2 separate regions of the Homo sapiens genome follow, and region 2 is linked to region 1. A link is an interaction called in ENCODE POLR2A ChIA-PET data of the cell type or tissue named here. Cell type or tissue: A673. All regions are shown on one strand. Links, peaks and the distances in the headings refer to the core of each region. The heading gives the core; the rest is flanking DNA.

What was found. ChIA-PET counts read pairs that join two places held together with the same protein. Peaks named below come from ENCODE experiments on the same cell type or tissue, not always from the same donor. Only the 100,000 strongest peaks of a DNase experiment are listed, where the experiment ranks them.
Region 2: POLR2A ChIA-PET joins it to region 1 with 5 read pairs; 2 of 35 experiments call an interaction of 5 or more read pairs at or near these places.

The regions. Positions count from the first base shown.
Region 1 is chr21:22,603,737-22,612,271 of GRCh38, reverse strand. No RefSeq gene overlaps it. Among named protein-coding and RNA genes, the nearest start is that of MIR6130, 470 kb to the left of the region's middle. In A673, for the core only: no CTCF peak of the experiment used is centred there; no DNase peak of the experiment used is centred there.
Region 2 is chr21:22,404,985-22,413,519 of GRCh38, reverse strand. No RefSeq gene overlaps it. Among named protein-coding and RNA genes, the nearest start is that of LINC00308, 310 kb to the right of the region's middle. In A673, for the core only: no CTCF peak of the experiment used is centred there; DNase peaks (open chromatin) are centred at 3,239 and 3,749; H3K27ac peaks cover 3,963 bases.

The sequences.
Region 1 (8,535 bases), core at 2,881-6,880:
TGGACCTTCAAAGAACATTATTACTTTGTAACAAAACTTTTATTTCTGTGAGTTTTATTCATGATTAAATCCCAGCAAATGGTTCTAAATATAAAAGAACATTATTAACTTTAAATGTAGCTGCAATTCTTGGTACAATATTTTTCTGTAATAGTTAACAATACTATTCATGGTTATATATACATTTTATATTTTCTTAAAGTTACTTTTTTTTTTTTTTTTTTGAGACGAAGTCTCTCTCTGTACCTTGGCTGGAGTGCAGTGTTGCAATCTCGGTTCATTGTAACCTCTGCCTCCTGGGTTCAAGCGATCCTCCTGCCTCAGCCTCCCAAGTAGGGGGGACTACAGGCACATGCCACCGTGCCCAGCTAATTTTTGTATTTTTAGTAGAAACGGGGTTTCACCATGTTGGCCAGGATGGTCTCAATCTCCTGACTTCATGATCCACCCACCTTGGCCTCCCAAACTTGGCCCAGCCAAAGTTACTATTTTCAAATTACTTTGAGAATAGGACAGTCTCAACTTGCAATTTTTATAGTAAAATTATGTCTTAATTTGTAGACACGTTGAAATATTACATTTTTACATACATGGCTTTTAGAAATTATGTTCAGCTTCCAATATTTAAAGGCATGAGTTCCATAAACATACAGAAACATATTTGCATAAATATAATTTTAAGGGCTACACACCAAGAGTGTACTTGTATTTAACACAGATGTGTGATGATCAACATTGGGCTACAGCTCAATCTCACTTCTCTTCAAGGTCTCCAGATATTTCCAACAGTCTCTAAACAGATGACAGATAAGTGCGGACACTTTGGTAATGAATGTCATTGATGGGCACCCAATGACAAGGTGACTCATGCCCTTGAATTTCAAGAAGGTAGAACTATGGTAGGGAAGGGTCTGCTGGACCACAGACCCATACCATGACCAGCAGTGCATAGAGCCTACGTAGGTCTCCCATTCACAGGAGGCTGAGTGAGCAGGGCCCCTTGTATCTGCTGACCTTTCTGCCTGTGAGTTCCATGACAGAGTTTGAAATTTAGAGGAAGAGATTATATAACCTCTTTTCTAGTTGAAAACAGCAAACATTTAAGTTATTTTTTAATTTGTACAAGTAAATGGGTGTGAAAGGAAAATAAATCTTGGGGCCCTCAAATCACAAGCTAAAGGGAAGAGTCAAGCCGGGAACTGCTTAGGGCCAACCTGCCTCCCATTATGTTCAAAGTCACCCCTCTGCTTACTGACATAGATGCATATATGATTGGCTCCTTTGGAAAGACTAATCAGAAACTCAAAAGAATGCAACCATTTGTGCCTCACCTATCTGTGACTTTCTCCCTGCTTCAAGTCTTCCTGCCTTTGCTTCAAGTTGTCCCACCTTTCCAGACAAAAACCAATGTACACATATATTGATTGATGTCTCATGTCTCCCTAAAATGTATAAAACTAAGCTGCGCCCCAACCTTGGGAACATGTCATCAGGACTTCCTGAGGCTGTGTCACAGATGTGTCCTCAACCTTGGCAAAACAAACTTTCTGAATTAACTGAGATCTGTCTCAGATTTTCTGGGTTCACATTTTGGTAACCACGGAGGGATTCTGAATGGAGATGCCCCTGATCTTTGACAAATCTCCTATTAGTGCTTGTTCTGATGTCCCAAAATTTGGTCGAGATCTAAAGTTTATTTTGCTGTACAACTCCTCCTTTTTTGGAGTTTTACTTGCTTCCAACAAGGAAGGTAAGGTTTTCTTTCTTCCATGATGATGGAAGGCAGGTAACTCCTTTATGGAGGCAGAGCTTACTTCCAACAGGAAAAACGAGTTTCTTTTTCCTGCTCTAGCATGGTAGAGAGCAGTGTACAACCTGAGAACCATCAATAGGTAAGAAACTGGTTTGGGATTCTGTCTTGCAAATTCTTTTTAAATGCCTAAAGTTAGCATTAACAACCAGCTGGTGTTAATTTCTGCTTACCCTTAGAGCGCTCAGAAATCGTATAATTTGTGTGATCATTGTTCGTTTAGCAGCATTTTGTCCTAGCTGAAATACTGTAATAAGATTTAAAAAAAAATTGTTTTAAGGAGCTCAATGGTTAAAAGTCAGCTTAACTTTTCACCTCATTTTTTGACTAAAACAGTTATTGCAACAGAAGCTACTCCTGGGTTTTTAAGGAAGAATGTAGTTTAGACACTCAGAAATGTCTTTGTTTCAAAAAAAAAAGGAACTCTGTAAAAGCGTCTCCCTCTAGCACCACCAGACTTTTTCTCTCTGATTTTCACCTGAGCTGTTTCCTTTATTGTGCAAATGTAAGGCTACTTAGCTGACAGGTGCTTAGCATTGTCAAACAGGTTATCAAGAATCTGAAAGTCTATGATAGCAAAAAAATAAATAAATAAATAAAAGAGGGGGTATTTATAAATCTATAAAATGTGTTTTCATTGGCACGCGTAATATGTCTTTATATGCTTTCATGTGTTGTGTACAGAATGTTTCACTGCTAAAAATATATAAAAGAGCTCTAAATAATTGGCTTAAAGAAAAATAAAAGTGCTTAAATCAGATACTGAAAAAGAAAAGACTAGTCAAATGCTTTTTCAATTTTATGTAACAAGTAAAATATTTAATAAATAAGCTAGCTTTAAAATTATTGGTAAAATAATATGAGAAATGTCTTAAGAATTGGCAGCATATGTTTGTGTTTACATTTATTAATCAAACAATTTCATAATTATTCCTATTCAATACTATAAGATGTCAAAATTTGGCGTAGGGGTTACAAAACTATAAACCCATCCCAAAACAGGATGATCTTTGCTTTTGTAATTTTTAATAAATAAGACATTGATATAGGTTTAATACAAATAGCTGCATCTTGAATTTAGTAAGATTACTATAACTTCTAATCCTGTGGCTTTAGGCAGTTTAGTCCACAGACAATAAGGAGGTTTGTGTTGGGAAAGGACTGTTTCATAGCCTTGTTTCAATGCTAAAGTGTGAACTATAAACTAAGTTCCTCCCAAAGTTAGTTTGACCTCTGCCCAGGAATAAACAACGACAGCTTGGAAGTTAAGAGCAAAATGGAGTCAGTTAGGTCAAATCTTTTTTCACTGTTTCAGTTATAATTTGGCAATGGTGATCTCATAACTTTAAATCACGACTATCACAGTTTTCATAAATAATCTAGGTAAACAATTAATATTAAAAAATTAGGTAAATGTAATGGGATAAATACCTATAGACAAACTGGACATAATTTAGAATATAAAGTAATATTAAATTAAATAATAGCTATTTCATTTTCTGGGTATTTTCTAATAAATAGATATTGTAGGAAAAAACATTCTTGCTAAAAAACAAGGTGAACAAGTTTTGTCTAATTCAAAACTTACTTAAAGGTTATATATAAAACAAGGTAAAAGGAACCAAGAAATAAAAAAAGATGTAAAGGAAGTTATAAAAATATAGAAGTATTTTTTTGAGGTAAAAAGCTAAAAGAGAAATAATTTTATATGTAAAAAAATCTTGTGTAGTAAATTTAGTTCTAAAACAACTGTTTTTTTATAAAGGAGGGATGTTCAGAGCAAACCCTAAAATCCAATCATATCATGAAGGCTCAGTGTAAGTCAGAATAAGATAATTTATATAGAAAAAATATGCTTTTATATAATCAAGTTATCATGTTATTAAGTTTTGGTTTGCTTAGGAAAAAATAACAACCGAGATAATTTTTTTTTTAAATTAAGGTTATTACATACATGTATCTCCCTGTGTATGCTTTCAAAGTCCTTGTAACATTGAGTTACAGAGCTTTAACTCCTGGGTCTAAAAAGGACACCAAGTCCGGCTAATTCTTCAACATGGCCAGCAATTAAAGCCTCATCTTCAGGTCCCATAGAAGATGCCAATCTAAATGAACTGCATTCCTGAGACACAGGACAAGAAGTTAAAGCTACTTAACTCCTCAAGGCCCAGAGACTATCGTGGAAGTAGTGGGCATGTAAAATTGTAAGGGCCATTTTAGGAAGATAAAATAAGTTTAGTTCCTCTATAAATTAATCATTAGTATCAAAGGCTGACTGATGAAAAATTAGAATATGGACTCCTGTGTCAGATTAACAAGTTTTTCTTTAAGCATTAACCAACTACTTAATAAAGGTTATAAAGGTTATAAAAGGCTTACAGAAGTTACATTTGATAATCAGGATTAAACTTTATAGATTGTTTGCAAAATTTTGAAAAACAAATATAATTGTCTTCATGCTTCTTTTTTTGAGATGAAGTCTCGATCTTGTCACCTAGGCTGGAGTAGTGCAATGGTATGATCTGAGCTCACTGCAGCCTCCATCTCCTGGGTTCAAGCAACTCTCCTGTCTCAGCCTCCCGAGTAGCTGGGATTACAGGCACGCACCACCACACCTGGCTAATTTTTGTATTTTTTAGTAGAGACGGGGTTTCACCATGTTGGCCAGGCTGGTCTTGAACTCCTGACCTCAGGCGGCGATCCGCCCGCCTCGGCCTCCCAAAGTGCTAGGATTACAGGTGTGAGCCATCACACCCGGCCTCATGTTGCTTTTTTAACACGGCTTTTTATTTAGAAAATTAAGTCTCCTCTCTCAAAGAATAAAATTTTTTTTCTTTTTTGAAATGCTTGCATTATCACTTTGGTTAAATAAATGACTTTACAATGATCTGTAATCCTATTTTGTAATATCAAGTATTTTAAACCATTTACATTTCAGACTTTCCAAAATCAAGTTATAAATTATGTCTTTTTCTAATCTAATTAATCCTTTAAAATATTAGGTTCCCTAAAATCCAAAAATGACATGATTTGGCTTATTTGGTATAAAAATTATACAGGAAGCATTATCTAATATGAAATGGTGTTTTTTGTGGGGGGGTGCTGTAGTTGTATAAATATTTTATTGGTATATGTTCCAAAATTATGGGAAACTCCTAATTCTGATAAAACTTAGTGTAAATTATCAGTAATTATCATAATTGTTATGTTAAAATTGTTGTGTGCCACAGAGGTAATAGGTTTCTTTGTCAATTGTGTCTTTTGACTATGGCTGCCTTAAAACCATTTTTTTTTCATTCGTGGATAATTGTTGTCTTGCTTTAGTTCTCCTTAGAAGGTGGTTTTATAATCAGCTATAAAACTTCAACAGGTGTTCTTGAATGCAGGTTTCTGATAACTTTGGAGATTATGACATCAGAATAGAGGAAAAACTTTCAGGACTCATGGAGAGCTAAAATGTTCATGAGTATCAAGCAGAACATGGAATAACTACATAGACTAATCCTTTTGACTTTTTGTTTAAAACATTGCTGATCTTTTGTTTTGTATTTCAGCATCTTGAAACTTTTCTTTCGAGCTAATGACAGCTTTTAATAATTTAGTATACTCCCATGAACAAAATTTGGAGCATATTTGTTTCTCTCTACCTGATTTCTCCAGAATTTGGAAACTCTGAGTATTCTTAACTTATGGCAATACAGTTATTTGCATAAGTGCAATAAGAATCTGTTTTCATTTGTAGGCTTTGACTGGAATGGTGTGCTTTCCTTTTTTGGTTTTTGTTTTTATTTTTGAGACAGAGTCTCACTCTGTCGCCAGGCTAGAGTGCAGTGGTACAATCTCGGCTCACTGCAAAGTCCGCCTCTTGGGTTTCAGTGATTCTCGTGCCTCAGCCTCCCTAGTAGCTGGGATTACAGGCACATGCCACCACACACAGCCACACCCAGCTAATTTTTGTATTTTTAGTAGAGATGGGGTTTCACCATGTTGGCCAGGATGGTCTCGATCTCCTGACCTCATGATCTGCTGGCCTTGGCCTCCCAAAGTGCTGAGATTACAGGTGTGAGCCACTGCGCCTGGCCTGGTGTGCTTTCCTTTAAGGAATCAAACCTGACTTATGGAGACAATAAAGCCTTTGGAAAAATTTGCCTCATATTTTGTGTACACAGTCCCTGTACAGGGTTTCTGACCCGTGGTAAGTAAAGAATGTCACTTTCTGACAGGCACAGAAGCTACACGTTGATCTTGGAACCTTAAGAGGAGAGGAAATTCACCCCACTCATGGATATTTGATGGCGCAAATCCATGACTGGGCCCGGCTTTAAAAATGTCTTATCTGAGATTCCTCCTATGGAACAAAGTTCCATCAAAGCCAATTTAAAAGCCTATGTAAAAAATAATTATTCTTGCTGCACTGTATACTAATAATTAGACCAAGTATGATAATGCAAACCAGTCCTACCATGATTTTTCTTTAGTAGAAATGGGAGACTGGAGAGAGAAAACATTGTTTCAAAACTAGAGTACATTTGTTATTAGATTCTAGTTTGCCTAATTTTGTTTTCGCTTTTTATTATTTTCTACAGTTTCAGCTAAATTCTAATTTTTCTTGGCTACAAGTCTTCAAAATAACGTTTTCAATTTTTTTCCTTTTTTAAGCAGCAAGCATTTATTTAATTATTTTTTTAAAAAAGTGTTTACAAGTAAATTGGGTACATGTGAGATTTTATTGCATGTATATAATGCACAGTGATCGGGTCATAGTATTTAGGGTGTCCGCCTTCCAAGTGCAATATATTTTTGTTTGACTCTAGTCACCCTAAACATCTATCAAACATTGAATTTTTTTCTTCCATCCAACTGTATGTCTGTACCCTTTAAGCCACTTCTCTTTGTCCTTCCTCCCACCTACCCTCTCATCCCTCCCCGTCTCTTTTCTCTACCTCTCCATTATCTACCTCTGCGACTCTTAAAGGAAGAAGCTGTCTTAGCAAGCATGTAATCTAAACTCATTCTCAGTGCAGAAATTTTCCTTTCACCAAACCCATTGTTCTTTTTTATTTTTCCCGTTTTCTAAGTCTTCCCTCTGAAACACACTATCATAAGATTCAAAAATATTTTTTGTTAATAAACTTGATGCAGAAATTTCTATCATTTTTTTTATTACCAGTTAATTTAATTTATTTTTCATATCCTCTTATCTATTCAGAAGGAAGATATGAGAACTAAAACTGGACATGAAAGCACAATCTCTAGCCTCAAGATATTTGTTTTCTGTTCTGGATAACTAAGGCCCTAAAACACATGATCTAAATTTTTTCCCCAAATCGTATTGGCAAATTGGGAAGCAACTGAAGAATCTGGCAACTCTTGTTCACTCCATGTCACAGTTTGGGAAAACACTCTAGGAAGGTTGGATATTCTGATTGGTCATGTCATATTGAAACAGTCTCTGGCACAATTATTCCCACTAACAAATAATACAACTCAAGTGATGATAAAATATAAAGGGAATAATGTATTTTTCTGCTCAGATGCCACTTTCTCTAAGGAGTCCCTTATAAACCAAAAAGTGGCACTCCAAATGTTCCCTTTATCCTGTTTGATTTTTTTTCACAGTGCTTATGCACCAGCTGATACATCATGTAATTATCATTATGTCTCCCCATTACATACAAGTTATACTGAAGCAGAGACTGACTCAGTTTCAATAACTGCTATGTCTTTAGTGCCTAGAACGAAGTCTGATATATAGAAGGCACTCACTAAACATTGTTAGATCAAACGCAGCTCTTTTGCTTTTATTGAAACAACAAATCCCGGTAATCTAGAATAGTACTGCAGTTCCAGTTTGCCCTAAATAAAAATAATTGAACTTAGAGAAAATAATATTAAACAACTGTAGAAAGTGTCCAGTATTATTATCTTAAATAGGTACCTCAATATTGTAACCCTCTCTTAAAATATGCATTCACACTTAGTGCTAAATATTATATATTCCAATGTAAGAGTATTATATTTCCACCTAGGAAAATAATATCAATCATAATTGAATATGACTGGCTGAACTTTAAACATTTCAAAAGGCATGCGATTTGTATTGAATTCTATTATCAGCATATTAGTCTGCAAGAGCTGCCATAACAAATTATCACCAGTTGTATGGTTTATAAAACAGATATATATTTTTTTCTCAAAGTTCCCAAGGCTGAAAGTCTACGATCAAAGTGTCTAGACATTTGGTTTATCCTGAGGCCTCTCTCCTTGGCTTACAGATGGCCACCTTCTGACTATATTCTCACATGTCACATGTCTAGTGTCTCTCCCTCTTTCTATGAGGACATTAGTCATATTGAATTAGAGCCTCAACTTTGTGACCTCATTTGACCTTAATTACCTCTTTGGAGGTTTTATGGCCAAATATAGTCACATTACGGATTAGGGTTTCAACATATGAATTTGAGGGAGGGGCACAATTCAGTTCATAACTATCAGTTTCTGAAAAAATATAGGGTAATAAAACACTCACATTTTTGCATGGAACGATAATTTTTGAAATAATAAATTGAAATTGAATATTTAAATTGCATCAAGGGTATTAAAAAGGTGAAATATTGAAAACCTTTTCTGCTTAAGATAAATTTTGCATTGTGGTTAAAATGAATTTATTTAGTTATGACCCGTCACTTTAACTACACCGTTTTATATTTGAGTTCCTTTACCAA
Region 2 (8,535 bases), core at 1,698-5,697, 200 kb after region 1:
CAGACCAATTAGTTCTACAACCAGCTACTAATCAAAATTATACACTCTTTGCAAATTGTAGTTTATAAGTCAAATATAATTTCATAATTTGTAATTCACTTTGATACCTTTTCTTAAATAATTATAATTACAACTAAATTAAATTACTAAAATCAAAGACCAGGAGAAAAAAGTTTTGGTAATTCATGGACTTAAACTGAGATGGAAGAGAGACAATAAACTTGTTTGGGCTATGAATTCATGAAGAGATTTGCTCATGTTTGTAGGTTTTCAGTTATTTGTATTAGTTATGGTAGATTGAATGACTACTAATATAGTATATATTAGTAGTTTCCTTATATATGTTTCCTTACATATGTTTTCCTATATTAGTTTCCTTACATATATATTAGTTTCCTTACATATGTGTTGCTATATTAGTTTCCTTACATATGTTTTGCTATGACATTGTCAAAAGAAAAAAATGTGACTTCTATTTTTATTTTATTTTATACATATATTTTTTGAGGCAGAGTCTTGCTCTGCCACCAGGCTGGAGTGCAGTGGCGCAATCTATCTTGGTTCACGGCACTCTCAGGTTCAAATAATTCTCCTGCCTCAGCCTCCAGAGTAGCTTGGATTACATATGTGTGCTACCGTGTCTGGCTAATTTTTGTATTTTTAGTAGAGACAGAATTTCACCACGTTGGCCAGGCTGGTCTTGAACCCCTGACTTCAGGTGATCAGCCCATCTTGGCCTCCCAAAGTGCTGGGATTATAGACATAAGCCACCTTCCTTGGCCTTCTATTTGTATTGCTTTGAAAAATCCACTTAATCATAATTGCAAAATGCTTATGAAAAATTGTGAAAGTTTTCTATACGTGAGTTATAAATGTACTGCAAGAAGCATTGCTAAAATAAAAAGTCCCTCCAGCGTGTGCACTCCCTAAGCTCCCCAAGTTCCCTCTTCCACATAAAAGGAAGCATACTATCCATCCACTTTTGTCACTTAACAACAAATTAAGTTATAAGCCAATGTACAACGATAATCCACCCACATGTAAATAACTTGAAAATAGATTTTATGTGTTCTCGCCATACACACACACACAAATATATATACATATGAGGGAATACATATGTTAGTTAGCTCGATTTACCCATTCTACAATATATACATATTTCAAAACATCATGCTGTATATTATAAACATACACAATTTTTGTTGATAAAAATGCTATAAAACATCAAGGGAGTAAATTGAAGACACAAAAATGGAAAGATATTTCATAATCATGAATTAGAAAAATCAATATTATTAAGATGTCTATACTGCCTAACATTATCTACAGATTCAATACAGTATGTGTCAAAGTACTAATGAAATTCTTCACAGAAATAAAAAAAAATTCTAAAATGTATATGGAACCACAAACGACCTGGAATACCTACAACAATTCTGAACAAAGAGAACAAAGCTGGAAGAAGCACAGTATCTGACTTCAAATTATACTACAAAGCTATAGTATTAAAATCAGCATGGTACTGCCATAAAAACAGACACATAGAACATAATAGATAACCTACAAATCAATCCACACATTTACAGTCAATTCATTTTTGACAAAGTACCAAAAACATACACTGCAGCAAGGACAGTCTTTTCAATAATTGATGCTTGAAAAACTAGATAACCATATGCAGAAGAATGAAATTAGTACCCTCTCTCTTACCATATGCAAAAACAAATCTAAATGTATTAAAGACTTAAATGTAAGACCTGAAACTACTAGAAGAAAACATAGGGAAAATATTTGAGTACATTAGTCTGGGCAAAATTTGTTGAATAAGACCTCAAAAGCACAGGCAATGAAAACCAAAATGGACAAATGGGATAACAAAAATACAAAAAGACAGAAAATAAATGGTGGTAAGGAGGTGGAGAAGGAGGAACACTCATACACTATCGGTGGGATGTAAATTAGTATAGTCACTATGGAAAGCAGTAAGGAGGTTCCTTAAAAAACTAAAAATAGAACTACAATATAATCCAGCAATCTCACTACTGGGTATTTATTCAAAATAAAGGAAATACATCTATTGGAGAGAGATGTTGGCACACCCATGTTTATTGCAGCACTATTTGCCATAGCCAAGATATGAAATCAAACTGTGTCAAACAACAAATGAATGAATACAGAAAATGTGGTATATATACACAATGGATTATTATTCAGTCACACAAAAGAATGAAATCATGATAATTATAACAACATGGATGGAACTGGAGGATACTATGTTCAGTGAAATAAGCCAGGCACAGAAAGATAAATGTTGCATGTTTTCACTTATATATGGGAACTAAAGAAAACTGATCTCATAAAGACAGAGAGTAGAATGACAGTTACCAGAGGTTGGGAAGGGTAGTGGGTTTGCGGGGGGTTATAAAGAGGGGATGGTTAATAGAATAAGGTCTAGTGTTCAGTAGCACAATAGGGTGACTACAGTTAATAATAATTTATTGTAAATTTAAAAATAACTAGAAGAAGAGATTTGGAATGTTCCCAACACACATAAATTATAAATATTTTATGTAATGAATATCCCAATTACCTAGATTTTATTATTACACATTTTATGCTTGTATCAAAATGGTACATCTACCACATAAATATGTAAAACCATTGTTACCAAAAATAAAAAGTAAAAAAAAAATTAAAGAAAGAAAAAAGAGAAAAGTTTACAGAACTGAAAGACTATTATAGATATCTCATTTTTCTGGATGATATATAAAAACTTAAAAGATTAAGATAAATATGTTACTTTAATTGTATACAAATCTAGGATTGAAATTAACTTACAGTAAAAGATACACTATTGATGGGTCACTGATTCATGAAGAACTGAAAGTCTTAAATTAATGATTAAAATAGAATACATTTTGTTTAAGAAACATACCTTATTTTAGTAAGTGTATACCTCTTTAAATCCCAACTTTGACATTTTTATTAATTTGTTTTCATAAATGTAATTAAGCTTAAATAATACCTTTGAAGACCATAACAGAAAAGAAGAGACTGTGTATTGAAATTCAGTAAGAATAACTCTTTATCGTACTATTATCTTTATGACTATTATACAAATGTTAAACCCTGGCGAACACAATCTGCATTTGTATAAACTTTAAGTTACCTGTGAAAATTGATTTCAACTTCTCTAAAAACCAGGTTACAGCTGCTGTTGCTGATTTTGCAGCGGCTGATTTGGAATTCTACTGCTGTGAGAACTGCAGGTGGTAGCTTTTATTATATAACCTTTAATTCAAGAAAAAAGGATCACATAAAATTTATGTTTATATTATATGTAAGAATTGTAATTAAAACTATATATATTAATAAAATTATAAAATATATACATGTAATGTGTATATATATATACATGTAATTTTTGTATATATAATGTAATGTGTATATATATACAATTTTAAGCAATATATTTTACCTCCCTTCATAGCACCAAACTGACATAGCAAAATCATCGGCATTCCTGAATTGTCTATTGAGAGCCCCCAAATTGAGCATCTTTATCCATTCACCGTTAGGTTTTGAATAAATCTTTTAGGTGACAATACATGATTGAAAAATGTTTTGAATGGCAGTGAATGATGATAGTTGAGTATTTTCCAAAAAATAAAAAAGAGAGAGAGGAAGGAAGGAAGGAAGGAAGGAAGGAAGGAAGGAAGGAAGGAAGGAAGGAAGGGAATGAAAGAGATTAAATGTGTTTTTTAAGTCTCCTGGTTTTCACCACTAATCTTTGCCACTGCTTCTGTTTTCAAGCAAGTAAAGTTGAGGATGTATTGTCAGATCCTTGTACAGAAGAAAAGAAGTGAAAATAATGAAAACAATGGCAAGAGAAGTTACTATTTCCCAGAGGAAAAACGCTGCTGTAAAAGGAGCTCATATATTTTAGCTGTGGTGTTAATTTTGAAGTCAGCATGAGTCATTAAATTAAAGTATTGTAATTTGGAAATATATTTAAAATGAAAAGAAATAAAAAAGAGTACTAGAAAATGTACTTCTAATAGTCTCTTTCATTTAAGCAAAGATCATGTTGAAATTTAACCACTCTTAGTACTGAAAAATATTTTGTTTTATTTCAGTTATCTATTAAAATCCAGAAGCATACATATTTTTAAATTTGCTACTGAAACTGAGATCAGCGGATCACAAAGCAGTTTGAAATGAAAAAATCTTAGCTCCATCTTCTAAAAACTGAACCAAAATTTGCTTTTTTAAGAGGATACCATGTGGTTCATGTATACATTAAAATATGAGAAATACTTCCTGAAATATCATTAATAAATGTTATTGAATAAATATTATATTCAACTGCAATATGAACCATATATCTATTTATACCATTGTTTTCATAAAGTATGAAAGATCAAACTGTAATTTGTACCTACAGCACCAAACAAAAATATATCTTTGCCATATGATTATGCATGTGCCACTTATTGACTACAAATGAGAATTAGTTATTATTTAAAATGTTTTTAATGATAAAAACTGAACATATAGTTTTTAGAACAAATTATTATCTTGGTATAAATCCCTGACCTTAATCAATTCATATATCAATGTATATTATATGATAAAATAATATATATCATGGAACAGAAAAAAATCATAGCCAATATATCACTAAAGAATTGATAGTAGAGAAAATTTAACACTTTGTTCATACAAGAGATGAAAACTATGTAGTTATCGCTGAAGGTCTTTTCCATCAAGTTATTCTGACTTATTTGTCCTTGGTGTCCATAAGCCATGTTGGCCACAGGAATAAGTCAAACTTCACTCTGGGAAAGCGAATGATTTATAGTTTTCATCCTGAAATTTAATACCTGAAAGTGATTGCATTGTCACAATAAACCATTCTCAGACCATCCCTCTCATAGAATGTCATATACCAATTGTTTATTTTACAACAAAAGCTATTTAAACTTTTGAGTCAACTAATAACAGTGCTCTGAAACAGTGAAACTAGGAAGAACTGTCTTTAGTTTTTATAGTGGAAACTATTAAGTTTTGAGAGAATGCCCTTACTGTAAATCATCCTTTCTACTCTAGGTGCCATATAGCTATTATTATTTCGGTGACTGGAATGCAAATGGACACAAAGCTAAGTCCCATTCTCTCATCCCATACTGTCAATGGAAAAGAGTAAACCCTGCCATAAACTCTTCGGTAAGAGCAGTAATCCCTTCCCCATAGGAATATAATTTACACAGGTGAATATTCTCCTCCTGAACATTTCTAGAGAAATATGAATCATTTTGACATTGTGAAAGGAAAGGAGTGAAGTTCAAAATCACAAATTTTATTATGCTTCTGTAATAATTTTTCAGCAAGTATACTTCAGAATGTACACAGCTCCTTACTATGCTCAAAAGAGGATTTTTTAAATAAGAAAATGATCACTACCATCTATTATGGCTGCTCTCTTCTCATTTTATCCGTTGAAATCATACTTTTAGCAATAAACTTAAGTAAAAAAAACTGTTCATTTTTAGAGTCTTCATGTCCTTGAATTACATGGTTTAAAAAGAAAGTGAACCGTTAGAATAATACCCAACCTATATTAATTTGACAGAGGAAATTGGCAAGTGAAGATAATTTGGGGTTATGAGAAACATCTGGAACTGAAAACCGGCTACATTCCAAAACCCATTTTCATCCAGGAGTATTGAAAAGGGGGGCGGCCATTGAAGCTGTGACATAGTTTCAATCTGCAGAACATGCCTAGGTAGAATTCCCCCTCCTCTCCTTATGGCTGCATCTATCCAAAGTCCTTAATCGGCACCCACACTCTGCTTATATTTTGCTATTGTGAATGAAATGCACCTGCCACTAAAGTTCAAACTCTTCACATGTGATATTATCTACTAGTTGCTTCTCCAAGGCTGGCTTCCATCACCAATTTCTTTCTCCACTTTTTCACCATCTTGGAAATATGCACTTTCTAGCTTCTATTTCTCCTTCCTTTCACACTGAAACTTACTCACCTCAGGGTGTCTATAATCAAGGGCTTATATTTCCTCCCTTTCCCATCTTTTTATTTTATCAAGCCAAAATAAATCAGTCTTTCCTCCTCACCATTCCAATAAATGTCCTGGTCATTGTCACCAAATACTTTCATATTGCAATGGTCACTTCTCTGTGCTCCACTTACCTGATCTAACAGTGGCATTGAGCACACCTTTTACTTCAATGGTTTTCTTTTTTGAATACCAGAACACCTTAGCAGCCTGTTGTTTTTATTTCTCCTTATGTAGCCAAATATCTTTATTTTTTATTTATTTATTTTTTTGGAGACGGAGTCTCTCTCTGTTCCCCAGGTTGGAGTGCAGTGGCGCGATCTTGGCTCACTGCAACCTCCACCTTCCAGGTTCAAGCAATTCTCCTGCCTCAGCCTCCCGAGTAGCTGGGACAGGCACGTGCCACCACTCCTGGCTAATTTTTTATATTTTTAATAGAGACCGGGTTTCACCGTGTTAGCCAAGATGACCTCCATCTTGTGATATCGTGATCCGCCCACCTCGGCCTCCCAAAGTGCTAGGATTATAGGCGTGAGCCACCACGCCTGGCCATGTAGCCATATATTCTAAATCATCTTCATTATCTTCTCCTGTGTTAAAAAATCTTGACTGCAAATTTCCTAAAGGTTTAGTCCTCAATCTTTATGTTTCCTCTATTTACTGGAATGTATAGAAGTAGCATCAGAAGAAATGATTTTGTGTGTCATGATATGCCATGTGGCTCAAATTCTTATCACCTGACCTCACCGAACACCAGATTCACACACCCTCCACTCAGAATTTCAACCATACTCCATACTGCGACCTAACATGCATGGCTATGGTAACACTATTTCTTTCAATAAACTTTTGCATCTTCCATAATATTTTATTTCAGAATCTAGAAGTCCTTTCTTCAGTTGTTAAACCACTGAGTGAGAAATTGCACTTACTCATTTTTTTCTCTTATTTCCTCCATGTAATATATCAGCAATACCTCCATCTGTCTACCAAAAATACATGCTGAACATGGTCACTTGTCATTTACCTTTATACTTGTCCTTCAACAAGCTGCTATTAACAACCATCTAGGCTCTGCAGCAGCCTGCTAACCATCTTCCTGCTTTCATGTTGTTTACATGGAAGTTAGAGAACAAGGCCGGGCGCAGTGGTTCACACCTGTAATCCCAGCACTTTGGGAGGCCGAGGCGGGCAGATCACCTGAGGTCAGGAGTTTGAGACCAGACTGGCCAACATGGTGAAACCCCGTCTCTACTAAAAACATAAAAGTTTTCTGGGCATGGTGGCGCATACCTGTAGTCCCAGCTACTCCGGAGGCTGAAGCAGGAGAATCACTTGAACCCGGGAGGTGGAGGTTGCAGTGAGCCAAGATTGTGCCACTGCACTTCAGCCTGTGACACAGAGTGAGACTCTGTCATAAAAAAAAAAAAGAAAAAAAAGAATAAAACCAGAAGTTAGAGAACAATTAAAAGTAATGTTATAGTATTATTTTTTCTACCACGTCAAAACTATTCATTACAACGAGTTCAAATGCACTCATAAAAATAAATCCAAACCTTTATTTTTATCTAAGAGCCTGTGAAACCAGAAAATCTGAGACAGATCTCAGTTAATTTAGAAAGTTTATTTTGACAAGGTGAGGGAAGGGTCCGTGACACAGCCTCAGGAAATCCTGACATGTGCCCAAGATGGTCATGGCACAGCTTGATTTTATACATTTTAGGGAGACATGAGACATCAATCAATATATGTAAAAAGTACATTGGTTTGGTCTGGAAAGGTGGGACAACTTGAAGCAAAGGCAGGAAGACTCAAAGCGGGAAGGAGCTTCCAGGTCACAGATAGGTAAGACACAAAGGGTTGCATTGTTTTGAGTTTCTGATTAGCCTTTCCAAAGGAGGCAATCATATATGCATCTATCTCAGTGAGCAGAGGGAGAGCTTTGAATAGAATAGGAGACAGGATTTTTCTTAAGCAGTTTCCACCTTGAGTTTTCCTTAGTGATTTTGGGGGCCCAAGATATTTTCCCTTCACAAGGCCTACCAAATCTTGACCCAAGACTTCATCTCTGAAATCATCTCCGAGTTTCCTGTTTATGATTCACTAAATCACAGCTCGTTAAGCCATCCAAGCACATTGGCTTTCTTTCTAGTCCTGTATTGAACTTAAATTTTAAATGACTTTAGAGCCTTCATCTTATTTCTCCTACCTGAGAAGTTATTTGTCTTAAATACCCAGTTCTTTCTAACATCTGTTTAAATGCTGCCTTTTCCATCTGGCCTTCACTGACTATCCAAGGAAGGATAATTATCAACTTTCTCTACTATTACTTAATTTCACTTATCAGAGCAATTGTTATCTTGTTTATCTAATTGTTTACTTTTCACAGTGACTGACTCTGTTAACCAAATAGTAATACATAGAAGAGTGAGTTTGCTGTTCATGTTATCCCAAA